2 separate regions of the Homo sapiens genome follow, and region 1 is linked to region 2. The links are chromatin loops, found by intact Hi-C in ENCODE. Cell type or tissue: B cell. All regions are shown on one strand. Links, peaks and the distances in the headings refer to the core of each region. The heading gives the core; the rest is flanking DNA.

Region 1 (15,760 bases), core at 5,136-7,635, 290 kb after region 2:
GAGCGGAGATCACCCCACTGCACCCCAGCCTGGGCAACAGAGTGAGACTCCATCTCAAAAAAAAAAAAAAAAAAAAAAAAAAAGACCTGGGATCAATAGAAAGGAAATGTTCTGGTTGAGATAAAAGAGTGTGGAGACCAAGGTTCTTTTGAAGTGTCATAGTGGCTGCCCTTAGAGACAATAGATGACACATGTTTCCTATTCAGATCTTTAAAAGGTGCTAGACTCTCAGTTAATCTCTTCAGGATTGGGAGGGCCTGGAAGAAAAAAGATCTATCTATCTTAATAGAGGTTCTTTACAGATGCAAATTTTTCTCCACAAAGGACAGTTTTTTGCAGGGTCATTTCAAAGTATGGCAAAGAAACATGTTTTGGGGCAAAATATTTTGATTTTCTTCTTTGTCACATAATATTATTCCAAAGTCAGATTGGAAAGTAAGTCACAATATATAGGATTAAATAAAACCCATCTGATGAGAATTTATGGTTTGTAGTTCATGACTCCCCAGACCCCTTAGATAGGAATTTGGGCAAGATAAGAAAAAATCAGAGCTTAGTTTTCAAGCATAATAATGAGAGAAGCTCAGACTGATCTGATGTCATGCACTTTTCCAGCCTGCCCAAGCTGACAGCTGCTTCTGGCTTTCTAAAGTGCTGTACAGAGCCACAACTCCATTCTAGAAAGCACCAAGTGCCCAGAACCTTTCATCACCTTCCCGGCTGCAGATTTTTCCAGAGCTTTTGCTGCCACAGAGACAACAAGTAGCTGTTATGTTTACCAAATACATTTGACCATGCTTTCAACCTATAATCTGAAAGTCCTAACTGGTATAATTTGGCATTTCCAAAGTTTTGCCGGAAATGTGTGCAAATAATCAACTTTTGTAATCTGGGCAAATATAATTCAGTTTCCAGAATAGGAGTAGTCACATGGAGCTTAACACAGATACACCTACATTCATCTTGTGTCCTCTAAATTATCCCCTCCCCCAGTCTATTGGGATATGCTCTTTAAGAAGAGCAGTTTACTGGGGAAATGAACACGTTTAGCAGCCATCACATATACAGGAAAAAATAAATTGGACAAGAAGGTGTTGTTTGTTCGTATTTCAGTTGGTCATTTGTATTTACTGCAGCAGGGAATTATTATGGATCCAAACTTATGTTTTCATCTACTATTCAGTTGATAGACTTTCATGGAGATTATAAACCTTTTTTTTTTTTTTTTTTTTGAGACGGAGTCTTGCTGTCACCCAGGCTGGAGTACAGTGGCACGATCTTGGCTCACTGTAACCTCCACCTCCCAGGTTCAAGCAACTCTCGTGCCTGAGGTCCAGAGTAGCTAGGATTACAGGAGCCCACCACCATGCTCAGCTAATTTTTTCTGTATTTTTAGTAGAGACAGGGTTTCACCATGTTGGCCAGGCTGGTCTTGAACGCCTGACCTCAGGTGATCCGCCCACCTCAGCCTCCCAAAGTGCTGGGATTACAGACATGAACCACCACACCCAGCAAAGATTATAAATCTTTGAGAGATAACTTTAGAATATAACAAGAGCTTTATAGTTTGAAAATCTGAGCTAAAATCAGTAATTACAAATATATCAGACGCCAATATGAGGTTTTTCAAGTATTAGAAAAGTGGAGAAAGCATATGCTATGTCTACGTGGCCTCAAAATCCTCAGTTACATGAGTCATTTCTGAGGGAGAAAAATTCTACAAAATCAGTTGCTTGTGTTTCTGTGGAGCAGAACATGAAATAAAATCTACTACCCCAACAAAGAGATAAGAGATAAGACTCAGCATTCTACTGTCAGGAAAATTCAAGTGTGTCGGCAATGAAGTAAAAAAATGAAAAGACAAATATTTATCTTAACCATTAGAGATAATCTATATGAAAATGTTTAGAGCTGGTAAATCTTCATTCTTAGCCCTGGGCACTTGGGACTTTGTGTGAGACTCCTGCTCAGGAGTGGTAGGGGGCGGACCAGAGGGAGACAGGCAACCAGTCAGCTCAGAGAACAACTTTTTTTGATACTGTTTTATTTTACCAAAAAATCAATTTAAAAATTAGATTTATGAGAAAGGGTCATGAAAATTTGTGCAGTTTCTCCCATGAGAAGACAGGATGGCTGTTTATAAGAACAGGACTTGTTCCCAAAGATTAGAAAAAGGACATAACCTGCATTATGATGCCAAAGATCATGGCTGCAGCTGGCTGAGTAACCGAGCTGCCTTGAGTCAGGGTCAGGTTGAGAGTGAAGCAGGCTGGACCCTGCCATGGGTTAGAACCCTTTCCTCAGAAAATCGAGGGAAGCTAGGCCTAAATGTGGCATTACCCAAGGAGAAATGTCTCCCAAAGAGACATTTTTCTCAATAGTTAAATCCAAAGGAAACATTACCCTATATGATCTCAGAAATACTGGGCATCTACAGCCCTCTCTGCAAATGTATTTTTTCCCAGTTTCTTACTCTGTGAGTTGTTAGAAGCAGAGTTCAGAGGCCCAGTGTCCAGGGTTTGCGTGGCTGCCTGGAGGTTAAGAAAGCCTGAAGGCAGACACACCGCAGTCGGAAGGAATGTTGCTGCAACTCTTCTTCAAGAGACAAGAAAAGGAAGGTCCATTCGATGCCACCAACTTTGAAGGGGCTGTTTAGTCCTCTCTAGTTTTGTTAAAGTTAGACTCTAAATGTAATCTAACTCTCTTTGGTATGGAGATGCAGGACTTAAAAAAAAAAGAAGTTATCTTTTTGTGCTTTGCCAAAGCTAGGTTTTCAGTTTTGCATTAGAAATGAGGAGAATTTAAACCTTTAAAGCCTTCTGACTGGACTTAATGCCATTCATTTTCCGGTTTCAGCTGTCACTGTGGCTGAATTGGAGCCAGAGACACACACTTGCCACAAGCCCTTTCTTAATACTGAACACCTCTTCCTCACAGAAACAGGCCAGGCAGACATTTGCTCTCCCCTGTGCTATCTGCTCCACATTGATACCCAGAGTAGCCCATCTTGAGAAAGGCATAGCAATTTGAAAAGGTGAGATTACAGAGGCTTAAACGCAAATTAGTGCCGTATGTTGAAGAGCCTCGTTATTTATGCCTGAACCAGATGCTTCTATTCCCTACATTATACTTGCAATCAGTCATTTTTTAGCTCTTTTTTGTGATGCAGTGCTAATTTAACAAAAGAATTGTGCTTCCTTTTTTCCTCATGACTACGAAAGCTCTCATAGCCAAATAACCTCATTATTTCATCTCAGAAAGTTTCCCCTTGGAATTAATTACTTTGAAATCAAAGTATTCCAGGACTCACAGATTCTTTTAAAAACATCATTGGCACTTCTTCCCAACAGATTATCTTCCATAATTGAATCAAATCTTCACTATGATGTCACATAGAAGAGTTACAGCAAATACATGGTGTACTATTACAAGTTAACCTGGACAATTTACTCCATGCCAATTCTCAAATTATATTATTATCGTTATTATTTTACATTGTAAATAGATTAAAATGTCCTACTGGGGAATTAAGTCTGAGATCTAAACATGGACATATGGGATCCATGAAATTCTGTCTTGAGTGTAACACACATCAACATTATACAAATGTATATTACTTCTCATTGGAAATATAATAATACTAACTGAAATATATTTATGTATTGCTCTTCTAAAAGTTTAGAGATAGGTGACTCTCAAATAATGAAATCTGTTCTCCAAGCTACCCAAGAACTTCTCTCCCATTATTTTGTATTTTGCCTCTTAAGTTTTTCTTTCTCCACATCCTACCAAGGTCTCTTTTAGTATTTCCTGATGAAAACCTATCGCCTAGATTTTTCCTCTTTTTTTTTGGAAATGATGGTAAAATATACATAACTGTAATTTACCATTTTAACCATTTAAGGGAACAGTTCTGTGACATTCAGTGCATTCACATTGTCATGAAACCATCACCACCATTCATCTCCAAAACTTTTTCATCTTCTCCAACTAAAACTTTGTACCTATTAAACAATTACTTCCCATCTGCTCCCCACTCAACAACCACCTGTGAAAGGAAAATCAATCTTGGGGCCCCAAAATCACTAAGCTAAAGGGAAAAGTCAAGCTGGGAACTGCTCAGGGCAAACCTGCCTCTCATTCTATTCAAAGTCACCCCTTGCTCAGCTGAGATACTCACACCTGTAATCCCAGCACTTTGGGAGGCTGAGGCAGGTGGATCACGAGGTCAGGAGTTCGAGACCAGCCTGACCAACATGGTGAAACCCCATCTCTACTAAAAAAAAAAAAAAAAAAAAAAATTAGCCAGGCACGGTGGTGGGTGCCTGTAATCCCAGCTACTTGGGAGGCTGAGGCAGGAGAATTGCTTGAACCTGGAAGGCGGAGGTTGCAGTGAGCCAAGATTTTGTGCCACTGCACTCCAGCCTGGGCGGCAGAGCAAGACTCCATCTCAAAAGAAAAAAAAATGCATATCTGATTGCCTCCTTTGGAGAGGCTAATCAGAAACTCAAAAGAATGCAATCATCTTATCCTATCTACCCATGACCTGGAAGTCCTCTCCCTGCTTCAAATCATCCTGCCTTAGCTTTGAGTGGTCCTGCCTTTCTGGACCAAACCAATGTTCATCTTACATATGTTGATTGATGTCTCATGTCTCCCCAAAATGTATAAAACCAAACTGTGCTCTGACCATCTTAGGCACATGTCATCAGGACTTCCTGAGGCTGTGTCACAGGCATGTGTCCTCAACCTTGGCAAAATAAACTTTCTAAATTAATTGAGACCTGTCTCAGATACTCAGGGTTCACATTTTTGGTAACCATGAAGGGATTCTGACAAATCTCCTATTGGTGTTTGGTACCAGCATGAGCTAACTTTATGGACAATTTGCTGAGATCTGGGAGCACACCCTCCAGAGAACCCCGATCTCCCAAATTTTGGTCAAGATCTAAAGTTTATTTTGCTGTACAACTCCCCCAACCCCATTTTTTTTTTTTTTTAAGTTTTACTTGCTTCCAACAAGGAAGGCAAGATTTCTGGTTTCCACGACGACGGAAGGCAGGTAACTTCTTTATGGAGTTTGAGCTCGCTCTCAGTAGAGAGGACAAGTTTGAGTTTTTTCCCTGCTTCTAGGATGGTAGAGGGCAGTCTTCAGCCTGAGACCCATCCATAGGTAAGTAGCAGAATTGGGGTTTTATCTTGGCTAAAGTTTAACAACCAACTGGTCTTAATTTCTCCTTACCATTAGAGCGTTCAGTGATCATATTGTTGGGGGGTTTTGTTGCTGTTTGTTCTGGTCTTTCTCTCAACAGATTTGACCAACTCTACCTGACTTGGTCAAATCCAAGTGAGAATTCCAAATTACAGTTTAACAAAGCCTCTCTAATTTGGCTAAAATTCCTCCCAGCTGCAAAGGGGGAGACCCAAAAAACCCCAAAAAACATGCACTTGGTTTCTGTGTTTGCCTTCCTGTCTTCAAAAAAAAAGTGTTCTTTCGCTTATTTTCTTCCACCTTATATGTCCTACCCCCTTTTGCCATCTACAGTACCAAAAAATCTAGAGAAGGCTTCTAATGACTTGAACTTCTTTAAAGAATTCAGAACAAAGGTGCCACTCACCCCTTTTGGGGTGTTCCATTTCCTTTGTGGAGTTTCAAGAGTCATGGGCAGATTCTTCTTGGGTCTAAAGCTCTGTTTTCCTGTATTGCATGACCTGACCTCTTTGGCTTTGGGGATACCAGAGATTACCTTGTACTGTGAGAGGATTTGACCTTGGCATGTGTAATGGTGAATGAGAGCTACAAAGTAGCGGTGGCTGAGCACAGTTTACAGGAAGTAGTCTTGGCTGTTGTTTTTTTTTTCCTCCTATGAAGTTATTGTTTAAAGATCCTAATTCTAGTTTGAAGATGCATTCTAAAGGGTCTTCTCTATTTGCTTTTTGTCCCAAAATTAATCTCAGTTCAGCTTATCTGTGCACATTTGCATGAGGAACTGAACTGTTGTTTCCATAGGTAAATGAGAGACTGAGTTTTCTCAGCTCTGAAGAGAAAGGGCATTTTCCTCCTCCCAGCTGAAAGGCACCCCTGGGTGATCAGGGTCCTCATGGGAGTGTCTATGGGGTTGACCCCCTGCAACATGCAGCAGCCCTGAAGGGTAATCCCCAACAAAAAAAAAACTTTTAAAAAAAAGCCTCATCTAGGAAATGCATATAAGGGCTGATCACCTGGTGTTTGGAGCCCTCTCAGAGGTCATAGACCTCTAGAGAGAGAAACTGAGATACATAACAGGACGGAAACAACTCACTGGTGACACACTGTGGAGTCCTGTCTACAAGCAGCACACATCAATCCACCACACAAAAACCCTAGGCTACAGCTCAGTTCCTTCTCTTAAGAAAAAAAAAAGTGTGAAACAAATAACCTAAGAATGAGGAGAAAACAAGAAGAATGACCCTCTTGCGAGCACTCTGTAGGTTTTATGGCACCTCTACTTGCCAGAGTTAATGTAAAATGGAAGTAATATCGTCTTTGTGCACATTTACATTAAAGAAAAAGAGCCCTAAAGTAGACCTGCAAACTATAGAGTTCCTAAGTTCTCCTTTTTCTCTATTTTATTTTCTGCCTGCTTTAAATCTGCTGTTATTTTTCTATTATGATAAAAAAAAATCACAGTTTGGATCCAATAGGTTTTTTGTTTGCAAGCCAGTGAATTTGTATTTATCTCATGGTTAAAGTTCTGTAAAAGCTATAGGATATGTGTGTGTGTGTGTGTGTGTGTGTGTGTATTTAAAAGGCCTTTATAATGTATGTAATTTTATGTTTAATTGGCAATTAAATCCATTTTCATTTCTCTCTAGCACACCAGACTTTTTCTCTCCGTACCTTGTGATGTAAGTTTTACTATTTTATTTTCACCTGAGTTGTTTCCTTTAATATGCAAATTTAAAACTATTTAGCTGATGACTGCCTAGGGTTATCAAGAGTTGATACAGGTTACCTATTGAAACAGCAAGAGTTGATACAGTTTACCTATTGAAACAGGTTATCAAGAATTTGAAAGTATAAGATGGGGAAAAAGGTTTTTATGAATCTATAAGATGTACTTCTATCGGCATGCCTAATACATCTATGTGTTTATGTGTTGTGTACCCAATATTTCACTACTGAAAATATATAAAAGAGCTCTAATTTTTATAAGGAAAAAAGAAAAGGTAGTCAAATGCTTTTTCAAGTTTATGTAACAAATAAAATTTTTAATAAGCTATTTTAAAAATTATTGGTAAAGTATAATAATATTAGAAATGTCTTAAGAATTGCCAGCATATATTCTTGTTTGCATTTATTACTTAAGCAGCTTCATACTTATCCCTGCCAAATACTGTAAGGTGTCAAAATTTGGTATAGGGTTTAAAAAACTATAAACCAAGCCCAAGACAGGATGATCTTTGCTTGTGTAATTTTTAATAAATAAGACATTGATATTGGTTTAATGAAAATAGCTATATCTTGAATTTAGTAAGATCACCACAACTTCTAATCTTGTGGCTTTAGGCAGTCTAGTCCACAGGCAGTAACATTTGTTTTGGGAAAGAACTGTTATTGTCTTTGTTTCAAAGCTAAAGTACAAACTAAGTTCCCCCCAAAGTTAGTTCGGCCTACACCCAGGAATGAACAAGGACAGTTCGGAGGTTAAAAGCAAGATGGAGTCAGTTAGGTCAGATCTTTTTCATTGTCTCAGTTATAATTTTGCAGTGGTGGTTCCATAACTTTATATAATGACAATCACAGTTTTCATAAATAATCTAGGTAAATGATAAAAATAAAATAATTGGGTAAATGTAATTGGATAAATACCTGTAGACAAACTCATCATAATTTAGAATCTAAACTTATATTAAATTAATAGATATTTCAGGTTGGGTGCAGGGGATCACGCCTGTAATCCCAACATTGTGGGAGGCCGAGGCAGGTGGATCACCTGAGGTCAGGCATTTGAGACCAGCCTGGCCAACATGGCAAAACCCCTCCTCTACTAAAAATACAAAAATTAGTGGGGCATGTGGTGCATGCCTGTAATCCCAGCTACTCTGAAGGCTGAGGCAGGAGAGTCACTTGAACCCAGGAGGTGGAGGTTGCAGTGAGCTGAGATTGTGCCACTGCACTCCAACCTGGGTAACAGAGCAACACTCAGTCTCAAAAAAAATAGTAATAATAATAGATATTTCATTATTTGAGTATTTTCCAATACAAATGTATTTGTAGGAAAACATTCTTTCAAAAAATGTGCTTCCTTTTTTAAAAGGTGAACAATTTTTATCTAATTCAAAGCTTATTTAAGGGTTATGTACAAAATAAGGTAAAAGGAACCAGGAAATAAGACAGATGTAAAGAAAGTTACAAAAATAAAGGTTTTTTGTGGTTTTTTTGTTTTTTGTAAGAAAGCTTAAGAGAAATAACTTTACGGAGAAAGAATCTTGTATGGTAAATTTAGTCCTAGAATAAAAAATAAAATGACTGGTTGTTTAAGGAAGATGGATGTTCAGGACAAACTAGAAAGTCCAAGCATATCATGTATGGCCTGTGTAAGTCACAATAAGAAGATTTATTTAAAAAACTTTTACAAGATCATGTTGTCTATAACTAAAGGGAAATTACAATGGTCTTTCTAGAGATTGGGCTTGATGTAAAAAAACACTTAAACACTAAATAATTGGTTAGAACAATGAAATTTTCTTAAGGGATTGACTTATTCTTAATAAATTATATGAGATTTTAATTTTTTTAACCCAAAGTTAAACTATTTTGGTTTTCTCTCTCTCTCTCTTTTTTTTTTTGAGACCATCTCTAGTTTTTTCACCCAGGCTGGAGTGCAGTAGCACGATCTCGGCTCACTGCAATCTCTGCCTCCCAGGTTCAAGCGATTCTCCTGCCTCAGCCTCCCAAGTAGCTGAGACTACAGGTGTGCACCACCATGCCAGGCTAATTTTTGTATTTTTAGTAGAGACAGGGTTTCACCACGTTGGCCAGGCTGGTCTCGAACTCCTGACCTCAAGTGATACACCCACCTCGACCTCCCAAAGTGCTTGGATTACAGGCATGAGTCACCATATCTGGCTTTTCTTTCCTTTTGAAGGGTGTGAAATAGTAATGTTCTCCTTCAGCTCACTTTCAGCTCATGTAAGTTCTATCCTCGAGTTCTGTTTGTAGTGACCTAATGCTAACAATGTTTTCTTAAAGGTCTAAAGGCAGTGTTTTCTTCCAACATAATATTCTGTGCAGTCCAGAAGATCTTTTCCTTTGCCTTTTGGTAACAAACAGATTTTATGGTTTATCGAAACAATTCCTATGCCATTATTACTAAGTTTTGGTTTGCTTAGGAAAAAAACTGAGATTAAAAAAAAATTTTGTAGTTAAGGTTATTACATCTGTATATCTTTCTATATGTACTTTTAAAGTACTTTTGACACTGAGTTACAGGGTTTTGACTCCTGGATCTAAAAAGGACACCAAGTCCTGCTAAATTTTAAACACTGACAGCAATTAAAGCCTCATCTTCAGGCCTGGTAGAAGATGCCAATCAAAATAAACTGCATTCCTAAGACACAGGGCCAGAAATTAAAGCTATTCAACTCCACAAGGCCCAGAGACTATCATGGAAGAGGTGGGCATGTGCAATTGTAAGGGCCAATTTTGAGAGATAAAATAAGTTCTGTTTCTCCATAAATTAATCATTAATATCAAAGGCACACTGATGCAAGACCAGCATATGGAACCCTGTGTCAGATTAACAAGGTTTCCTTGAAGCATTAACCAACCCCTTAATCAAGTGTATAATGGTTATAAAAGGCTTATGGAAGTTATATCTTATGATCAAGATTAAAATTTTATACATTGTTTATAAATTTTTGAAAAACAAATTTAATTTGGATTCATGCTATTTTATTAGGGCTTATTGTTTGGAAAATTAAGTCTCCTCTCTCAAAGAATTAAGGTTTTCACCCTTTTTTTGAAATCCTTGCATTATTACTTTGTTCAAATGAATGACTTATTTTACAATGACCTGTGATATCAACTGTTTTAAACCTTTGATATTTGACAAACTTTACAAAATCAAATTATCAATTCTGTCTTTTTCTGACAGACTTAATCCTTTAAGATATTAGGTTTCCTAGAGTTCAAAAATGATATCATTTGGCTTCTTTGGTATAAAAATTATACAAGAAATGTTGTCAAATATGAAGTGGTGTTTGTTTTCTTTGAGCTGTATTTATATAAATATGTTATTTGTATGCATTCTGAAATTATGGCAAACTCCTATAATTCTGATATGACTTAATGTACATTATCAGAAATAATTATAATTGTTATGTTAAATTATTGTGTGCCACTGAGGTAACAAATTTACTTCTCAATTGTGTCTTTGATTATGGCTGCCCTAAAAGTTTTTGTCATTCACAGACAATTGTTATCTTGTTTTGGTCCTCTTTAGAAGGTCGTTTTATAATCAGCTGTAAAACTCTAACAGGTGCTCTTGAATACAAGTTTTTGATAATTTTGTAGATTATGACATCAGAATAAAAGAAAAACTTTCAGGGCTCATGGAGAACTAAAATATTCATGATTATCAAGCAGAACAGGAATTAACTACATGGACTGAACTAGTAGAAGACTGAAGTAACCTTTTTGACTTTTTGCTTAAAACGTTGCTGATCCTCTGTTTTGTTTTTTCAGAGTCAAGGAAACTTCTCTTTTGAGCTCTTAACAGCTTTTAACAATTCAGTATACTGTGAACAAAACTTAGAACATGAACATATTTGTTCCTTTGTACCTGATTTCTCTAGAATTTGGAAACTATTTGTGGCTATTCTTAATTTACGGCAATACAGTTATTTGCGTAAGTGCGATAAGAATCTGTTTTCCTTTATAACAGGGCACAATTGGAGAAACTGGTTATTTACCAAGGCTTTGACTGGAATGGTGTGCTTTCCTTTAAGGAATCAAACTTGATTTATGGAGCCAATAAAAGCCCCTTGGGAAAACCGGCCTCATACCTTGTCTATACAGTCCCTGTACAGGATTCCTGACCTGTGGTAAGTAAAGAATGCCACTTTCTGACAGGCCCAGGAGCCCCCATGTTTATCTTGGAACCTCAAGAGGAGAGGAATTCACCCAACTCGCAGGTATTTGATGGTAAAAATCCATGGCTGGGCTCAGCTTTAAAAAAGTCTTGTCTGAGATTCCTTCTATGGAACAAAGTTCCATCAAGCCAATTTAAAAGCCTATGTAAAAAATAATTAGTCTTTCTACACCATATATAAATAATCAGGCCAAGTATAATAAAGCAAATCAGTCCTACCATGATTTGTTTTTAATAAAAATGGTAAACTGGAGAGAGAAAAATTAGATTCTAGTCCTGCTTAATGTTTTTCCATTTTTATTATTTTCTACTGTTTGGACCAAATTCTAATTTTTTTTGCTACAAGGCTTCAAAATAATGTTTTCAATTTTTTTCCTTCTTTTTCCTCCCTTTTTCCTAATTTGGAGTCACTGAAAACTAAGCTGTGCTTTTGTAAAGCTCTGGGAACTGAAGCTAGACAACACAAACTTCAGAAGAAAATAACAGGACCCTGTCTGGGCGAGGTGGCTCATGCCTGTAGTCCCAGCACTTTGGAAGGTCAAGGTGGGCGGATCACAAGGTCAGGAGTTTGAGACCAGTCTGGCCAACATGGTGAAACTCCATCTCTACTAAAAATACAAAAATTAGCCAGGTGTGGTGGTGCGTGCCTGTAATCCCAGCTACTCAGGAGGCTGAGGCAGGAGAATCGCTTGAACCTGGGAAGCGGAGGTTGCAGTGAGCCAAAATCGTGCCTTTACACTCCAGCCTGGGTGACAGAGTGAGACTCTGTCTCAAAAAAATAAATAAATCAATAAAAATAACTGCAATTTTCATACCTTCCTGCTGATGTATGGATTTCAGAGTAATGTGGCCTATTGATTTTCCAGGATTGTTCTTTTGTCTGTTGTTCTTCTTCTTCTCCCTTCCTCCCCCTATTTTCTCTTCATAGGACATGAGACTTCACAACCTGCTAAAAATGAAGTTTCATTATAACTCAGGACCTACTGTTTAGGAATAAACCATTCTAGCCAAGAGGGATCAGACTAAACCTGAGACCAGAGACTCATTTTCTTCTAAAATGCTTTCTCCAAAAGATTTTTAAAAAGAAAACGGGGGGAAATGTGCAAGGAAAATAAATATTGGGGCCCCAAAAATCATTAAGCTAAAGGGAAAAGTCAAGCTGGGAACTGCTCAGGGCAAACCTGCCTTGCATTCTATTCAGTCACCCCTTGCTCACTGAGATAAATGCATATCTGATTGCCTTCTTTGGAGAGGCTAATCAGAAACTCAAAAGAATGCAAGCATTCATCTCTTATCTACCTATGACCTAGAAGCCTCCTCCCTGCTTCAAGTTTTCCCACCTTTGCTTCCAGTGGTCCCGCCTTCCTGGACCAAACCAATGTTCATCTTACATATGTTGATTGATGTCTCATGTCTCTTTAAAATGTATAAAACCACGGTGCTCTGACTACCTTGGGCATGTGTCGTCAGGACCTCCTCCTAAGGCTGTGTCATGGGAGTGCGTCCTCAACCTTGGCAAAATAAACTTTCTAAATTAACTGAGACCTGTCTCAGATATTCGGGGTTCACACTCCATTCTACTTTCTGCCTCTATGAATTTGACTTCTCCAGATATCTCATAAAAGTGGAAGCATGTAATTTATCCTGGCTTATTTGACCTAGTATGTCTTTAGGATTCATCCATGTTATAGCACAAGTTAGAATTTGCCTTTTTTTTTTTTTTTTTGAGATGGAGTCTCACTCTGTCCCCAGGCTGGAGTGCGGTGGCATGATCTTGGCACACTGCAACCTCTGCCTCCTGGGTTCAAGTGATTCTCAGTCTGCCTCAGTCTCCTGATAAGCTGGGACTACAGGTGTGTGCCACCACGCCCAGCTAACTTTTGTATTTTTAGTAGAGATGGGGTTTCACCATGTTGGCCAGGATGGTCTCAATCTTCTGACCTCATGATCCACCCACCTTGGCCTCCCAAAGTGCTGGGATTACAGGCATGAGCCACCGCACCCGGCCAGAATCTCCTTTCTTTTTAAGGCTGAGTAATATTCCATAGCATGTATATATCACAGTTTGTTTATACATTTATCCCCTGAAGAATCCTTGAATTGCTTCCACCATTTAGCTATTTTGAATAATGTTGCAATGAACATGGGCATACAAATATGTGTTCAAGACCCTGCTTTCATTTATTTTGGATATATACCCAGAAGTGGAATTGCTGGATCATATCGTGATTTCTATTTTTAATTTTTTGAGGAACCACCATGTCATTTTCCACAGGGGCTGAACCACTTCACATTCTCACCAATAGTACACAAGTGTTCCAATTTCTCCATAGCCTCACCAACACTTGTTATTTTCTGATTATTTGATTTCAAATAATCAAATTTATTCTGATTAGGATGGCTTTTTATAATAGTCATCATAATGTGTGTGAAGTGATATTTCCTTCTGGTTTAAATTGCATTTCCTCAATGAACTAGTGACATGGAGCATCTTTTCATGTGCTTATTGGACAGTTGTATATCTTCTTTGAAGAAATGTCTATTCAAGTTCCTTACTCATTTCTGAATCAGGTTGTTTATTTTTTTGTTGTTGTTGAATTGTAGGAGTTTTAAAAATACATATGATAGATATTAAACCCTATCGCATATATGACTTGAAGATATTTTCTCCCAGCCTCTGGGTTGCCTTTTCAGTCTGTTGGCATTGTCCTTTGATGCACAAGTTTTAAATTTTGATGAAGTCCAACTTACCTAGTTTTTCTATTATTGCCTTTCTTTGGTGTCATATCCAAGAAAAAATCATTGCCAAATTAAATATTGTGACATTTTACCCCTCTGTTTTCCTCTAACAGTTTTATAGTTTTAGTCTTACATTAATGTCTTTGATAGATTTTTGAGTTAATTTCTGTGTATGCTGTAAGGTTAGGATCTAACTTCATTTTTCTTCTTTGCTTGAAGATTTCCTGATTTTAATTATTTCTCCTCAGTCTACTAAGTTTGGGCACAAAACTCAGTCACTTTGTGTATTCTCTTCCTCCCACCCCCTGCCCACTATTTTCTACCTTTTCAATGTGTATCTTTTGGATCATGGTGATTGTGTCAATCAGCATTCGCTGGCAGAAAATACAAAGCACTCTAGTTACCTTAAGTGAAAGCAGATTTAGTAGAGAGTCATGGGTACTTGCAAATTCATGAGAAAGGCTAGAATAGGGAGCTAGATTGGGCCTCCAAGAACAACCCTATGCAACTGGTCATCAGGGGGAACTGCTACCTTGCCCTCAGGCAGGAAAGTAGATACTCATAAGATTCCTGCTAGAATTGCTGACTTCCCAGTGGTATCCTTGCTGTGATCCAGAGATCAGGACATTACTGATGCTGCAACTGGAAGCTCCAAGATTACACCCATGCCTGCTAGATGTGTAGATGTGCACTGGCAAAAAAAAAAAAAAAAAGTGCTCCACACCTCACCTCTTGATGCCCATGAAGCCAGTGACTGGACACTGGAATCCTGCTACAGAAAATCCTCCACAGAAGGTGCTGTGGAGCACCTTCACAAGTGTGCTTGCCAGAAAAATATTGCAAAAACAGTAGAAAGATGTCCAATGCCTCACTTTTTCCTTTCAAATCTCCTTTGGGTGGATCTAGTTAAAGAAACCTAATGTCATCAAGAACTCTAGCTGTAAGGGTGTTTAGCAAATGCTTCTTTTAGCTCTCCAGCCTCTGAAGAAGAGGAAAGCATACCAGATAGAGAGCTAGAAGTTGAGTGCCCATGCCGCATTTTTCTCATATTTGCCATCATGATGAAAGTGATGATGACAATGTTAAAATTTATATACATGGGATAGCAGCTGTCATTGCCACATACATGATCTAGCAGCATTTGAAGCCATATGACGTGGCTATGTGATTTCATGCCTCCTCTTAGATTGTTATTAGGCAGTACATTTCTCCTGTTATATTAAACGGACCCAAATTCCCAACAAAATCATGAGGTCAGAGAAGCGACTTTCTTTGTGTCCCTCAAATTGCATCTCAGAGTCAGCCACTACCCACTGTCTATCCAGGCTGTTCTCAGTAACCAAGCCCTCCACTCTTCTGCTTCAATTTGTATTTCACAGAAGACCATGCATTTTGAGTAAACTAGGGGGTTCTCCACTTCATTCCATAGTGTCACATTAAGATCTTTCAGAGTTGTTGGTTACTTTCTATGTATTTTACACTCTAAAGGCTTATACTAAGGCTGTTTGTCCCTGATTTGGCCAGGTCACTCAGACAGCAAATCAATTCACTAAAAAGCCGGGGACTGTACTGGTTACTTATGGTCACACATTTAGAAATCTTAACTGTTTTTTTCACTTTTCATTCAGTTGAGTCAGTATCATCCTGAAGATGAAGAGCATATAAAGGGAAGGAAAGAATCCAACCACTCCTTTTCCCCCCATAAATATTATTATATTTCTATTGCTCTCTTTCTACCAACCTCAGTTTTCTTGATCCTAAATTAATACAGATTGAAGATAGACTCAGCTCAGGTTTTTTTTTTTTCTGTCTAGATCCACTGAGCAATTCATGCTAATCTCTTACCCAAAAAGTTGGATATGCGGCTGTAAGGTATAGGAGTTTAG
Region 2 (15,760 bases), core at 6,336-8,835:
GCTACCAGGGAGTCAGTGAGTAGTGAGTGAATGTGAAGACCTAGGACATCACCGTAGACTTTAGAAACAATGTACACTTAGGCTACACTGATTTAAAAGATATTTTTCTTTCTTTAATAAGTTAACCTTATCCTACTGTAACTTTTACTTTATAAACTTCTTAATTTTAAACTTTCTGACTTTTGTAATAACACTTAGCTTAAAATACAAACACATTGCAGAGCTGTACAAAAACATTTTCTTCTTTATATCCTTATTCTATAAGCTTTTTTTTCTATTTTTTTCTTTTACTTTTTAAACTTTTTTGTTTAAAAACTAAGACACAAACACATTAGCCTAGGCCTATGCAGAGTCAGGATCATCTAGACATTACCATATAATAGGAGCTTTTCAGTTCCATTATAATCTTATGGGACCACTGTCATATATATGGCCCATCACTGACCAAAATGACTTTATGTGGCACATGACTGTACCTGCATCCTGGACAAGGTATCAAGTGAAGTGTGCTTCTACCCCTTGTCTCTGGGCTTCACCATGCCGTTTGCATTAGCCAATATAAAATTAGCAGATATGACACCAGCAGAACCTTGAAATGTGCCTGTACAGGAGAACTTGCCCTCTCATGCTCCTGTCTTTCATAAGGAGATGATGCCTTTGGTAGCTGCTGGTCTAAAGAAGAAGGTAGACACATAGAACAAATCTGGACCCAAACTGCAACCTGGAACCAAGCCCAGTAGGGCCCAGAGTGACCTACAGCCAAACCCCAACTAACCTATAGCCATCTGAACAAGAAAAAAATACTTCTTGTTGTCTACCATTGAGATGTTTGCAGTTATGCAACATTACTGTTGCTGACTGATACACCACCAAATGCCACAGAAAAACTCGGGTTCAAAAACTATCTCGTGGATTAAGCTGCAGTGTACAAAAAAGGCCATAGCATCCTTCACTTGCCCATTTTTAAAGGAAGCCTACTCAACCATCACTCCAATTTGAGAAAATTCCTTAGCAGAAAGTAATTGTTTTCCTCCTCCTCAGTAAAGACAGATGCTCCTCATCTTACAGTGGGGTTACATCCAGATAAACCCATCAGAAGTAAAAAATATCTTAAGTCAATAATGCATTTCATACCCCACTAAACTCATCATAAAGTTGAAAAGTCAAAAGCCAAACCATAGTAAGTGGGGGACCGTCTGTATACAATTATTTAATTACAAATACAGTAAGTCTTAGGTAGTATGAGACACTATGAGACCATTTAACAATGGGATTTCACATTAATATATTGTGAGTCTCTTTCAATATTAAAACATATTTTTTATAATATGACCTTTAATGTTTACAATTGTTTTCCATTTTATGTGCGTACCATAATATGTTTAAGCAGTATTCATTTGCCAGCTATTTAGATAATATGAAATTTTAATTATTATAAATGGTACTGCTTTATATATAACTAAGGTTAATTCTCTTGACATATGACTGTTTCCTTGTGATGAATTCTGAGAAGTCAAATTTCTGGGTCGACCAATGTGTGAATTTTAAGGTTTTAAATATGTACTAATTGCCTAGTTTTACTTTATTTTTACAATTAAACGACTGGGAGCCCTACAGATTGAGCCAACCACAAATTTTAACTGAGTGAACAATTTTCCCACCTAAGATTCACTCCAGTTAATACTGCTGGAATTAAGAGTTTATTTAAAACCTACTAGGTACTGACTATGCTAGGAACAGTGTAGCAGTTGTGAGCATGAACTCTGGAGCCATGATGCCTGGGTTCAAATCCTCGCCTTCTGTTGTGAGGACTGTGACCTCAAGGAAGTTACTCAACCTGCTTGTGCCTCAGTGTTCTCATGTGTAAAATGAGCTAACAGTGTCTCCCTCATAGACACACACAGATGTTATAAGGATTAAATAAGCCAGTAAATATAATTCCCTAAACACAATGCCTGCTACACAGTAAGCTTTTAATATTAGCTATCATTATAAGGGATAAATATATAAATTGATCACAGATCTTCCTTTCAAAAAGCTAAAAGTTTAGTGAACCTTATCAAGGATAATTGGTTGGCAAAACTGTCCAACCATAAACTAAAAATCTTTGTTTTAAGGAAAGCAGAATGCTGCCAAAGAAAAGATCCTTGGATTAAAACAAAGTAAAACAATGAGAAGGTGGTCAGTTGTTAAGTAACAGATTAGATCAGGCATGGGCCTCTGATGGAAAAACCAGTAAGACTTATTTTAAGTTTAGCAACAGGGTATGTCCCAAGATGAGATCACATGTGATTATTTGGTTACCTAAAACTAGTGGAAAACACATTTTTTAAAGATCAGGGAAGATGCTGTCTTCTCTGTGCTCCAACATCTGACACTAGCCTGACATGAACACAGTGCCTAACACCAAGTAGCAAGCCAGTCGATAAGGGTACCAAACTCATTTCCATGAGCCCATGCCACCCATCAACTCCAAATCCCCCCAAATTCAATTAGTTATGCACATAATACTAACAGCTGCCTGGGCTAGCTGCTTTGTGTATATTATTTCATTAAATCTTCAGCTAAACCATACAGAGGAACAATTAAAAATGTTTTTTTCATATTCTAATATAATTTTCAAGGAACTGTCTTCAAAAACAGGCTGACGTTCGATGGATTTTTTTTTTAGCTCTTCTAAGGACTATTAAACATTTAAAAAAATTATCTGACCAAAGACTTAGTTACCAAAAGTAATTGTGTAGCGAACTAATTGTCTAAGGATTGACTTGCTAGAGCTGTTAAAATTATGACAAGAGAATCAAGTCCGGCTATTTATTTTCAAAGCTAAAGGCCAAATTTCATGTTTGAGATCATATATCTGATCAACAGCCATACCCTTGCATTATTTTAAAGCTTTATGTAAACTGCTTTAGCAAAAATGGATAGAATAATTACTGCCCCTCCTATCTATCAAAAATAGTTGAATCAAGGTAAGTAAATTTCCTAAGTGAAATTAATAAATAAAAGGATGAGTCTTTTAACCTTTAAGATTTAATTTTCTTACCTACAAGAGAATAATCTTTGGGATCTCCTACTTTAAAAAGCAAATAGTCTGCATTTATGAAATGAAAGCAAAGAAAAATATCCTAACAAGCATTAGAAGAGCATCAGTAAACTCAAGGGAAAAGATTTGCCTTAAACTGCAGCAGTTTTTTTGATGAATTTCTCCCCCTTGGCCTGAGGTAGTTTGGCCTTTTGTTCCAGCAGAGTGGCACACAGGGTCAGATGTCCCAGACTCCACTAATCATGTGGCAGTAGCACTTCTGTTCCCAGAAATTTCATCTTCAAAACGTCAAAATCCATAGTTCTCCAAAAAAAAAAAAAATGAGTAATTCAACTTACTTTCCAGGCCATTTTTAAACTGGTAGACAAGACCATCATGTAGAAAGAAAACTCTGTTTGGGGATTTTAAGAAACAAAGTTCCGTGAAAATATTTATATCTAGAGGAAAAAGTACTCTGATGAAATAACAGAAATCCAGCTTTCAGTGGTATATAGTTAATAACATACAATTTTAAGTGGTGAGTTACCTTTTAAAAGCTAGGCTTTAACTTATCTTAATTTGGGTATTTTGCAGTCAAAAATAATTTGTGAGTTTTCTGGATTTGAAAATTTCTCAATTTTAACAATGAAATTTAAAAAGGGGTGAAAGAATTGAACCAATACTTCACGAGACACAAATAATTGTCCAATAAGCACTTGAAAAGGTGTTCTAGATTATCTAGTCACCAAGGAAACATAAATGAAACCCACAATGTGATACATCTATGTAACACTGAAAATGGCTAAAATTTTTAAAACTGGCAATACCACAGGTTAGCAAGAACGCACAGCAATTGGATCGTTCATCCATACCTGTCAGGAATGTAAAATGGCACAATTTTAGAAAACCGTTTAGCAGTTTCTTTTCTAATTTTATTTTTATTAACAAAGAATAATTTATACATATTCATGAGGTACTAGTGATGTTCCAATCATATAATGTATAGCGATCAGATCAGGGTAGTTAGCATATTCATCATATCTCAAACATTTATCATTTCTTTGTGTTGGGAACATTCAATATCATTCCTCTAGCTATTTGAAATTATATATATTTGTTAATTACAGTTATCCTACAGTAGTATAGAACACTAGAACCTAATTTTATAAAGTTAAACATACGCTACTAACACACGCAACAACATGGGTGAATCTTAAAAACATCACACTGAGCAAAAGAATCCAGACCAAAGGAGTAGATACTCTGCTTCCATTAATGTAAACCCCTTGATAAGGTCTATCTAATCTATAATAACAGAGCAGATCTATGGCTGCCTAGGGCCAAGGATTTGGAGTTGAGGGTGGAAGTAGAGGGTGGGTTTGACTAGGAAGAGCATGGGAAACATTTTATATCCTGATCACGGCAGTAGTTAAACTGAGGTATAAATTTGCAAAAATCCATCCAAACATAAACTTAAAATTGGGGATATTGGCCGGGTGCGGTGGCTCACACCTGTAATCCCAGCACTTTGGGAGGCCACGGCAGGCAGATCACGAGGTCAAGAGATCACGACCATCTTGGCCAACACGGTGAAACCCCGTCTCCAATAAAAATACAAAAATTAGCTGGGCGTGGTGGTGTGTGCCTGTAATCCCAGCTACTCAGGAGGCTGAGGCAGGAGAATCGCTTGAACCTGGGAGGCGGAGGTTGCAGTGAGCCGAGATCATGCCACACCACTGCACTCCAGCCTAGCAACGGAGCGAGACTCTGTCTCAAAAAATAAATAAATAAATAAATAAATAAATAAATAAATAAATAAATAAATAGGGGATATTGTCACTGCATGTAAATTATATTTCAGCAAAGTTTATTAATAAAATTTTCAATTTAACTGCTTTCTGGATTAGATAAGATTTTTATGAAATGGTCTGCAGAGGCAGGCCCATTCTTAAGAAAGCTGATTACATGTGGAACTCTGGGGCCATGCAGGACCTTGTAAAGAAATGCAATTCCTTCTCTCATCCAAGCCGCTGCGACTCACCAGTCAGGGCTCCTCCCAGGCTCCCTCGCCTTAGCTGTCTTCCATCCTCACTCAGCTGTCTTTTATACTTCAGTGATTTTCCAGGGCCAGAAGCCACATCTGGGTTGCTGCATTTCCGAAACGGCATGGGTGGAGGGGATAATATGTGGTCAAGCTGCAGAAAGAGGAAGAATGGCATCACTGGCTAGGGCATCAACACAGCCTAGAATGAAAGACCAATCATTCACACTTTTTCTTCCTTTCTTTTCCTTCTCAAACTCCATTCTCCCAACACTGTGTTCAATTTTGCTACGTTAGAGAATTTAGAATTTCACTGTCACATCTTCCTTCCGAAAGAGAGTCTGGCTTGCTGCAAAATCTCGACAGCAGTGATTTTCAAACTGTGGGTCACAGCACATTAGTGGGTCATGAAATCAAGTTTGGTAGATTGTGACTGGTGTTTTTTAATGCAATAGAACAGAAATTATCACAGTCCAATGAAGAAAGGGAAAGGATTGTTTCATGAAATGTTTTATTCAGTTATACGTGTATGTGTGTGTATCCTAGGTCACTATATAAAACATGTCTTTCTGTACATGGTCTCCCCCAAAATTGAAGATTGTCGCTCTGTAGAGAAGCAATAGATCACTCTCTTTAGTGGGTTACAAAAGAAAATTCACATATTGCTCACAAATATATGTTGTACAGGAGAGAAATTTCTAAGTACCCTAGCCCTTAATGGAAATCAATACATCCCTACGTCACTTTATAGCTTTTTAAAAGAAAACCTGTCACAAGAATCAGAGAAACCAAAGTCACTTCAAGAGACAGCATTCTACAAAAGAATCCCTTGTGTCACAACACTTATTTCAAGATCTGCCTGTTTTTGTAAGAAAGCCTCTCATACTTAATAGAGCCATACCATCTAAAATGTTCACCTTCAAGTAAGTACATATGAATATGTGTCTAAGACAGCTGCAAAGGACAAAAATTTTCATATACACCTACATACTTCCAGTTAGTTATTAAAGATCCCTCAAAAAAGTACATAAAAAGGTTAACTCTGTAGAAATTTAAAAACAGAAGAGTCAAGTAACATTATTCAAAGCCGGGCATTTTAAGAGCCGCTTCACTGAGATTTGTTTTGTTTTCATGGGGAAAAGAGGTGATCACCTGGTTATACTTGTCAAATTTTTTCAGGTGAAGATTATCATGGATGTATTTATAAGAAATAGAAATCTGGAGACTAGGTCATCCATTTTGTCTGTCCATGCACTGCATCATATTCAAAGTCATTGCACAGGCGGAGCGCAGTGGCTCACATCAGTAATCCTAGCATTTTGGGAAGCCAAGGCAGGAGACTCTCTTGAGTCCAGGAGGTCAAGTCTACAGTGAGCCATGACTGCAGCACTGCACTCCAGCATGAGCAACAGAGCAAGACCCCATCTCAAAAAATAAATAAAAAATAATTAAATAAATAGAAATATTTATTTCTATTTATTTAATAATAATAGTTCTATAAAACTATTACACAAAAGGAAATTTGATCCTGTTTATGAGCAACCCTTCCCAAGTTAGTTGAGATAGAACAGACCTCATCGGCTTAGCTGCTAAAAGATTCCCCTAAGCATAACTGTATTCATTAGTAAGACCTAACACCTGGATTTCAAGCACTTCTCTGTAAGTACCATCTCACACTCATTGCCGGTCAGTATTTTAGTGAGAGGCCCTTGAAGAACTAGCAGCCCATCCACTCCAAGATCAAAGCCAGATCAGTAGGAAAAAGGGACTCCAGAGTGCACTTGGGAAAAAGGAAAAAAAAAAAACACACCCTTTCAAATGCAGAGCTGAACTTATCACAAGGTATTTGTCGAGGGCTGCTGTTTATTACATCAGTGTCCTATTTAGGAGGGCCTCCAAGGAGAAGTTTCCATATAGCCTCTAGAAAATGCAGAACCAAATCACTGAGTTCATCTAGAGTCAGATCATTAAAGAATGTAGAGGTTATTTTTGCCTCCTTTTTGGCTCCATTTTGTGCTCATACCCCAATTATTTTTTCTGCCAATTTTTAAATTAGAAACTTTTCAGAAAAACATTTGCAACTACAGAAAAGTTACAGGAACGGTAAACACCCATATTCTCAGTGGCGAGTTAACCTTTTGTCACACCGTTTTTGCTCTCTCTCCTCTTCACACATGCACGGGGACTGTTGGTTGCAGGCAGTATGATTCTTCACCCCCCTCCAAATACTTCAATACTTCAACATGCCTGTTCTAAGAACAAGAATATTCTCTCAAGTTCTCTTATCCTATATTCTATGTAGTCTTATAAGGTGTCTCAAATCTTTTGTGAGCAAGGTAACGTATAAATACCAGGAAAAATGTAACATAAGATTATATCAGGTAGACTTAACATTAAAAAATTTACTTTTACATCACAAGACAAATCTGCAGCCACAAGGTGGCAATGTGCCATAGACATTGAACAAAATGTTCCATAACAGCTACTATTTAATAGTCCTAGTAAATGCACTAAGAATGGATGCCTACCCTGTGAAGCAATCAAACAAGTTAGGGTCCATTCTACTTACTTATTTTCTCTTAATTATGAGTGACAGCTGCATAAAATACAAATATTTCTCATTTAAGGTTCATCAGCATCTGCTACTTATTTTTCACCTGATGTTAAATTTTTTCAGCTTGTAGAATTACAATTAATTACTCTGGGGAAGACTGCTGTATCACAAATTAACAGCGGGTAGAAAAACAAGCAGAGGAAAGAAGATAATTCCTAAATAGGAAAGCCATAAAAGACATGAAACAAATGTGGAAGAAAGAGAAGGAAATCAAGGAGAAAACAGAAAAAAAACCTAATTCATCACATATCGCACATATATAGACATGAGCTGTTAGTCCACAAGCCAAGGTTTTTAATCAAAATCACAAGAAGGGAGTATTATTTTAAATCTGGGAAAACTGAGGCAGTGAACTGTGAGGGCTGCCAATGTTTCAGGCACAGTATGAGCAGAAAACCTATAAGCATAGTGCAGTGCTCCAAGATCCCATTTCCTCTTCACATCCGATCACACTCCCAACAGGCTCTCTCTAAATAGATCATTTTTCCAAATTTGCTCTGTTGTCAGTGGCTTTACTATTCTTTCTACAATTAGTCAAAGCTTCTCAAAACGGTCCACTGCAGCCCTGCAATTTATTTTTCATTTTTTGTCCTGAGTCAAATACTCATGATCCCTTTTAAGACACTTCATCACACCCTAGAGCTTATGGTAGACATCAAACATGTCACTTTGGACTTCGTCCTTTAAATGATTCCATTTTAATGTTTTCCAACTTTTCCAGACTCCCAAAGTCTTCATACTACAAGGAGTTGAACTAAAGACAGAGGCTGTCTTGAAACTTTCACTGATGTTCAAGGGCATCTAAGCCTGGGCATGATACCCCTGCTTCAAATACTTGTGGTTCCTCTCCCTAAGCAGGCTGTGTACTCCTAGAGGGCCAGGTCCTACTCCGTGGTCACCTACATGCTGCTGGCCACAAAGTATCTTGCATTGAAACAGCAATATGTCCTTACCTCATGCACCAATAGTAAATACTGATTTGTGTGACTGGATTTGCTTAAAATTTCCTACGTTAGTTCTTACCACCTCCAACAAGAGCCATAGAAAATTTGGAAGGATTCCTTTAATATTATTGAATGCAGAAGTCAGACAGGGGCACAGGACACCACCTACAAGTGAGGGATGTACACCCGCTCTTGCTAGCAGTTTATCACAGGAAACATGTTAGCATCTTAAGGGATAAAAGGTATATAACCAAGGGAAGTGTGAGGCAGAATTGAAAGAAAGTTTCCAAAACTGTCAGTTCTATAGAAATGCCAATCACCAGAATTCTATACCTAGATTTTCTGTATTTACTGCCCCCACCCATTATATGCTGTTTTACAAATTATCAGGCTGAGAAAAAAACAGATCCTCCACGATGACATTGTGGCTTGGCCATATCAATGAAGATGAATTAAAAGCACATAGTTAACATTTAATAGCAATGTACTGTATTCTTGAAAATCACAGAGTAGATTTAAGTGTTCTCACTCCCCAAAAATAAGCATGTGAGGTAATACATATGTTAATTAGCTTGATTTAGCCATTCCACAACACATACATATTTTAAGACATTATGATGCATATACATATGTAGAATTTTTATTTTTCAATTAAAAGAATAAATTTTAAAAAGTAAAAATGAAGGCACATCATTTACAAGCCTCGATCTAATTTTTGTTAATGTCTCCGCCATCACCATCACGACCATCTGCAAATAAGCACCACAGATTTCTTTATCTACGGCTATATGCCCTAGTAATACCACCCATCTGTCTATAAAAAGGCATATTAGAACTGTCCACAAACAGAACTTTCAGCCTCTTAACTGACAATTTTCTCCGACCTCATTTTCAGACACTTCTATTCCCAAGCACATGGGTTCTGTAATTCATAGTTTTTAAATATTAACAGTGGTCATATAAGCAGAAAGAGAAAGCTTTTTCCAATTTCAGTAAATGGCAATTCTGTTTTCTCTAGCTACTCAGGTCACAAAATCTTTCAGTTGTTCTTAACTTCTCTTTCACACTCCATATCCAACTAGTAAATCCTCCAGGCTCAACTTCCAAAATACACCCAAGATCACTTCACCATTTCTATGCCTACCACCCTTGTCCCTGCCATCCCCTTTCTCTCTTGCAATAGCATCTCAAGAGGTCTCTGTGCTTCCATCCTCTCAGAACCACAGCAGTGACCCTTCTAAAATGAAGCCAGATGCTCCAATTCCACAGCTGGAGTCCTTCTCTCTAGTCCCAGCTCCTGCCACTCCACTCGATCCACCTTGGTCTCTTGCCAGACCTTGGATGCCCCAGGCTCTTCCCACCCAGGACCTTACATTTATCATTTCCTCTACCTGCGACACATTCCAGATATTAGCTATTGTGCCCCCTCTGTCCTCTGGGTCTCTATTCAAATGTCACTCTTCCTGGGATGCCCTCTGTAAATGCCTATGTAAAACAGCACGCTCAACCTTTATTCCTTGTTCTTATTTTTCTTCAGAGCATCTATCACCACATGACATATGAGATCTTTGGTACTTGTTTCTTGCTCTTCTCCCCCTGCTAAAATTAAAGTTACATGAAATTATGCACTATATTGTTTTGTCCACTGCTGTATCCCTAGAACACTGCAAACTACATAAAAAGCACCTGTAAATATTGGTGGAAAGAGCAAATCAATTGCAAATCTCTGATATGTACTTTAAAATATAACAGGAAAAAAATAGAAAACACATGCCATAAAGGGCTTTAATTATTGAAAAAATAGAATAAAATTATATTAATTGTTATTCAAGGTGACATACTGGAAACTAAAGTGAGTCTCTAGTATTTTGAAAAACTGAACACTTCATGTGTGGAAAAGACCCTTAGGTTATGGCAAACCACATCATTTGAAAGAATCTGTTCCATATACCAAACTAATATGCTAATTTTTGAACACAGCTAACTCCAAAGGTAATTCCTAAATAACCATTGAACTTTTTAACTGTATCCCTGCTAGCATATATATTTGTCCAAATCAATCCAATCTTTTCCTACTCCACTCCTCTTCCAGTTTTTGCCCATTCAGTATGATATTGGCTGTGGGTTTGTCATAGATAGCTCTTATTATTTTGAGATACGTCCCATCAGTACCTAATTTATTGAGCGTTTTTAGCATGAGGGGTTGTTGAATTTTGTCAAAGGCCTTTTCTGCATCTATTGATATAATCATGTGGTTTTTGTCTTTGGTTCTGTTTATGTGATGGATTACATTTATTGATTTGCATATATTGAACCAGCCTTGCATCCCAGGGATGAAGCCCACTTGATCATGGTGGATAAGCTTTTTGATGTGCTGCTGGATTCGGTTTGCCAGTATTTTATTCAGGATTTTTGCGTCAGTGTTCATCAGGGATATTGGTCTAAAATTCTCTTTTTTGGTTGTGTCTCTGCCTGGCTTTGGTATCAGGATGATGCTGGCCTCATCAAATGAGTTAGGGAGGATTCCCTCTTTTTCTATTGATTGGAATAGTTTCAGAAGGAATGGTACCAGTTCCTCCTTGTACCTCTGGTAGAATTCGGCTGTGAATCCATCTGGTCCTGGACTCTGTTTGGTTGGTAAGCTATTGATTATTGCCACAATTTCAGAGCCTGTTATTGGTCTATTCAGAGATTCAACTTCTTCCTGGTTTAGTCTTAGGAGGGTGTATGCATTGAGGAATTTATCCATTTCTTCTAGATTTTCTAGTTTATTTGCGTCGAGGTGTTTGTAGTATTCTCTGATGGTAGTTTGTATTTCTGTGGGATCGGTGGTGATATCCCCTTTATCATTTTTTATTGCGTCTATTTGATTCTTCTCTCTTTTTTTCTTTATTAGTCTTGCTAGCGGTCTATCAATTTTGTTGATCCTTTCAAAAAACCAGCTCCTGGATTCATTAATTTTTTGAAGGGTTTTTTGTGTCTCTATTTCCTTCAGTTCTGCTCGATTTTAGTTATTTCTTGCCTTCTGCTAGCTTTTGAATGTGTTTGCTCTTGCTTTTCTAGTTCTCTTAATTGTGATATTAGGGTGTCAATTTTGGATCTTTCCTGCTTTCTCTTTTGGGCATTTAGTGCTATAAGTTTCCCTCTACACACTGCTTTGAATGCGTCCCAGAGATTCTGGTATGTTGTGTCTTTGTTCTCGTTGGTTTCAAAGAACATCTTTATTTCTGCCTTCATTTCGTTATGTACCCAGTAGTCATTCAGGAGCAGGTTGTTCAGTTTCCATGTAGTTGAGCAGTTTTGAGTGAGATTCTTAATCCTGAGTTCTAGTTTGATTGCACTGTGGTCTGAGAGATAGTTTGTTATAATTTCTGTTCTTTTACATTTGCTGAGGAGAGCTTTACTTCCAACTATGTGGTCAATTTTGGAATAGGTGTGGGTGTGGTGTGGTGCTGAAAAAAATGTATATTCTGTTGATTTGGGGTGGAGAGTTCTGTAGATGTCTATTAGGTCCGCTTGGTGCAGAGCTGAGTTCAATTCCTGGGTATCCTTGTTGACTTTCTGTCTTGTTGATCTGTCTAATGTTGACAGTGGGGTGTTAAAGTCTCCCATTATTAATGTGTGGGAGTCTAAGTCTCTTTGTAGGTCACTCAGGACTTGCTTTATGAATCTGGATGCTCCTGTATTGGGTGCATATATATTTAGGATAGTTAGCTCTTCTTGTTGAATTGATCCCTTTACCATTATGTAATGGCCTTCTTTGTCTCTTTTGATCTTTGTTGGTTTAAAGTCTGTTTTATCAGAGACTAGGATTGCAACCCCTGCCTTTTTTTGTTTTCCATTTGCTTGGTAGATCTTCCTCCATCCTTTTATTTTGAGCCTATGTGTGTCTCTGCACATGAGATGGGTTTCCTGAATACAGCCCACTGATGGGTCTGGACTCTTTATCCAATTTGCCAGTCTGTGTCTTTTAATTGGAGCATTTAGTCCATTGACATTTAAAGTTAATATTGTTATGTGTGAATTTGATCCTGTCATTATGATGTTAGCTGGTTATTTTGCTCATTAGTTGATGCAGTTTCTTTCTAGTCTTGACGGTCTTTACATTTTGCCATGATTTTGCAGCAGCTGGTACCGGTTGTTCCTTTCCATGTTTAGTGTTTCCTTCAGGAGCTCTTTTAGGGCAGGCCTAGTGGTGACAAAATTTCTCAGCATTTGCTTGTCTGTAAAGGATTTTATTTCTCCTTCACTTACGAAGCTTAGTTTGGCTGGATATGAAATTCTGGGTTGAAAATTCTTTTCTTTAAGAATGTTGAATATTGGCCCCCACTCTCTTCTGGCTTGTAGGGTTTCTGCCCAGAGATCCGCTGTTAGTCTGATGGGCTTCCCTTTGAGGGTAACCCGACCTTTCTCTCTGGCTGCCCTTAACATTTTTTCCTTCATTTCAACTTTGGTGAATCTGACAATTATGTGTCTTGGAGTTGCTCTTCTCGAGGAGTATCTTTGTGGCGTTCTCTGTATTTCCTGAATCTGAACGTTGGCCTGCCTTGCTAGACTGGGGAAGTTCTCCTGGATAATATCCTGCAGAGTGTTTTCCAACTTGGTTCCATTCTCCGCATCACTTTCAGGTACACCAATCAGACATAGATTTGGTCTTTTCACATAGTCCCATATTTCTTGGAGGCTTTGCTCATTTCTTTTTATTCTTTTTTCTCTAAACTTCCCTTCTCGCTTCATTTCATTCATTTCATCTTCCATCGCTGACACCCTTTCTTCCAGTTGATCACATCGGCTCCTGAGGCTTCTGAATTCTTCACATAGTTCTCGAGCCTTGGTTTTCAGCTCCATCAGCTCCTTTAAGCACTTCTCTGTATTGGTTATTCTAGTTATACATTCTTCTAAATTTTTTTCAGTTTTCAACTTCTTTGCCTTTGGTTTGAATGTCCTCCTGTAGCTCAGAGTAATTTGATTGTCTGAAGCCTTCTTCTCTCAGCTCGTCAAAGTCATTCTCCATCCAGCTTTGTTCCGTTGCTGGTGAGGAACTGCATTCCTTTGGAGGAGGAGAGGCGCTCTGCTTTTTAGAGTTTCCAGTTTTTCTGTTCTGTTTTTTCCCCATCTTTGTGGTTTTATCTACTTTTGGTCTTTGATGATGGTGATGTACAGATGGGTTTTGGGTGTGGATGTCCTTTCTGTTTGTTAGTTTTCCTTCCAACAGACAGGACCCTCAGCTGCAGGTCTGTTCGAATACCCTGCCGTGTGAGATGTCAGTGTGCCCCTGCTGGGGGGTGCCTCCCAGTTAGGCTGCTTGGGGGTCAGGGGTCAGGGACCCACTTGAGAAGGCAGTCTGCCTGTTCTCAGATCTCCAGCTGCATGCTGGGAGAACCACTGCTCTCTTCAAAGCTGTCAGACAGAGACATTTAAGTCTGCAGAGGTTACTGCTGTCTTTTTGTTTGTCTGTGCCCTGCCCCCAGAGGTGGAGCCTACAGAGGCAGGCAGGCCTCCTTGAGCTGTGGTGGGCTCCACCCAGTTCGAGCTTCCCCTCTGCTTTGTTTACCTAAGCAAGCCTGGGCAATGGCGGGTGCCCCTCCCCCAGCCTCGCTACCGCCTTGCAGTTTGATCTCAGACTGCTGTGCTAGCAATCAGGGAGACTCCGTGGGCGTAGGACCCTCAGAGCCAGGTGCGGGATATAATCTCCTGGTGCGCCGTTTTTTAAGCCGGTCGGAAAAGCGCAGTATTCGGGTGGGAGTGACCCGATTTTCAAGGTGCGTCCGTCACCCCTTTCTTTGACTCAGAAAGGGAACTCCCTGACCCCTTGCGCTTCCCAAGTGAGGCAGTGCCTCGCCCTGCTTCGGCTCGCACACGGTGCACGCACCCACTGACCTGCGCCCACTGTCTGGCACTCCCTAGTGAGATGAACCCGGTACCTCAGATGGAAATGCAGAAATCACCGTTTCCTGCGTCGCTCACGCTGGGAGCTGTAGACCTGAGCTGTTCCTATTCGGCCATCTTGGCTCCTCCCTCAGCACATGCATTTTAAAGACTCATCCAGTATGCACATGCCCTAAGGCCAAAGTTCATTAGTTCAAAGGGATCACCAATGTCATCTGCATACATAATGAGAGGCTCACCAGTAAAGTCCTTTTTATGCTTAAAAAAAGAGAAGAGACTGATTCATAACATAGATTATGAAGACATTGTTCAGTTATTCTGTTTCTTGATATTAAATATCTTAAGAAACCAAAGATATGAAAATAGATTATAAAACTGCAGAGACTATGCTTGTAATCCTAATTAACTGCTCTCTCTCTCTCATCCCTGCCACCCAATAAAGAATCAAATTGGCAACCTGAAATGACTTTATTTCAAAATTGGATTTTATCTACTTTTAAACCGAAGCCTATAATCAATATTTTAAAATTTGATAGAACAGGCTTCTACAGTTAAAACACTCATTATTCGTTTCATACTAATTCCACAGTGGTTACAAGCCCAGATGAGAGCTGACACTTACTATCCTAATTAAGATATTTAACTATTTCTGCACCTGTTTCCTCAACCATGAGATGTTAGTAACAATAAATATCTATCTACTGGGGTGGCAGTAAGGATGAAGACAGTACATATATGTAAAGCACCTAAGACAGTGCTTGGCACAAAGGAAGTGCACCATGAATGACAGCTATGACTATTAATATCATTGTCCTGTAGTAAGTCACTTCGTTGTCTAGGCAAACATCTCTGTGAGTGTACATCATCATCAATGGTTCACAAGGAAATTAAACTCTTTACAATCATACCAAGGTTTTGGTTTGTGTTTTGTTTTTATGGCTCAAGTGAGAATTTGATTTAAACTGATTTTACATTATTTCAGGCTGTAATGCTCATACCTGTATTCCAGAGCACAGAATTCTAGGGTGTGATCGCCTATGCTACGGGCATCTGTAGCTATGTTTTTGGCATGAACGGAGCAGTACAGTGGTGAGGGACCTAGCCCCAGTGGGAATTGCCAGGAACAGAATCCCAATGTCATGTCCTGGGCAAGCTACCTCTCTCTCAGACTGGACCTCAGAGATGCAGTTAGGATGCAGAGAGATGATGCATGAAAAGAGCTGGCACACAGACACACTCAGTAACAA

The links. A loop is a pair of places that touch in the nucleus more often than their neighbours do. Peaks named below come from ENCODE experiments on the same cell type or tissue, not always from the same donor. Only the 100,000 strongest peaks of a DNase experiment are listed, where the experiment ranks them.
Region 1: it touches region 2 in a loop (16-fold over the local background); 2 of 110 quality-filtered maps call a loop at or near these places.

Annotation. Positions count from the first base shown.
Region 1 is chr5:66,462,707-66,478,466 of GRCh38, reverse strand. No RefSeq gene overlaps it. Among named protein-coding and RNA genes, the nearest start is that of LINC02229, 41 kb to the left of the region's middle. In B cell, for the core only: no CTCF peak of the experiment used is centred there; a DNase peak (open chromatin) is centred at 6,286.
Region 2 is chr5:66,749,169-66,764,928 of GRCh38, reverse strand. It overlaps MAST4 (microtubule associated serine/threonine kinase family member 4), which reads right to left. Exons shown (of 29, transcript NM_001164664.2): 2 at 5,067-5,220. Among named protein-coding and RNA genes, the nearest start is that of MAST4, 160 kb to the right of the region's middle. In B cell, for the core only: CTCF peaks have their summits at 7,311 and 7,515 (motif pointing right); a DNase peak (open chromatin) is centred at 7,508.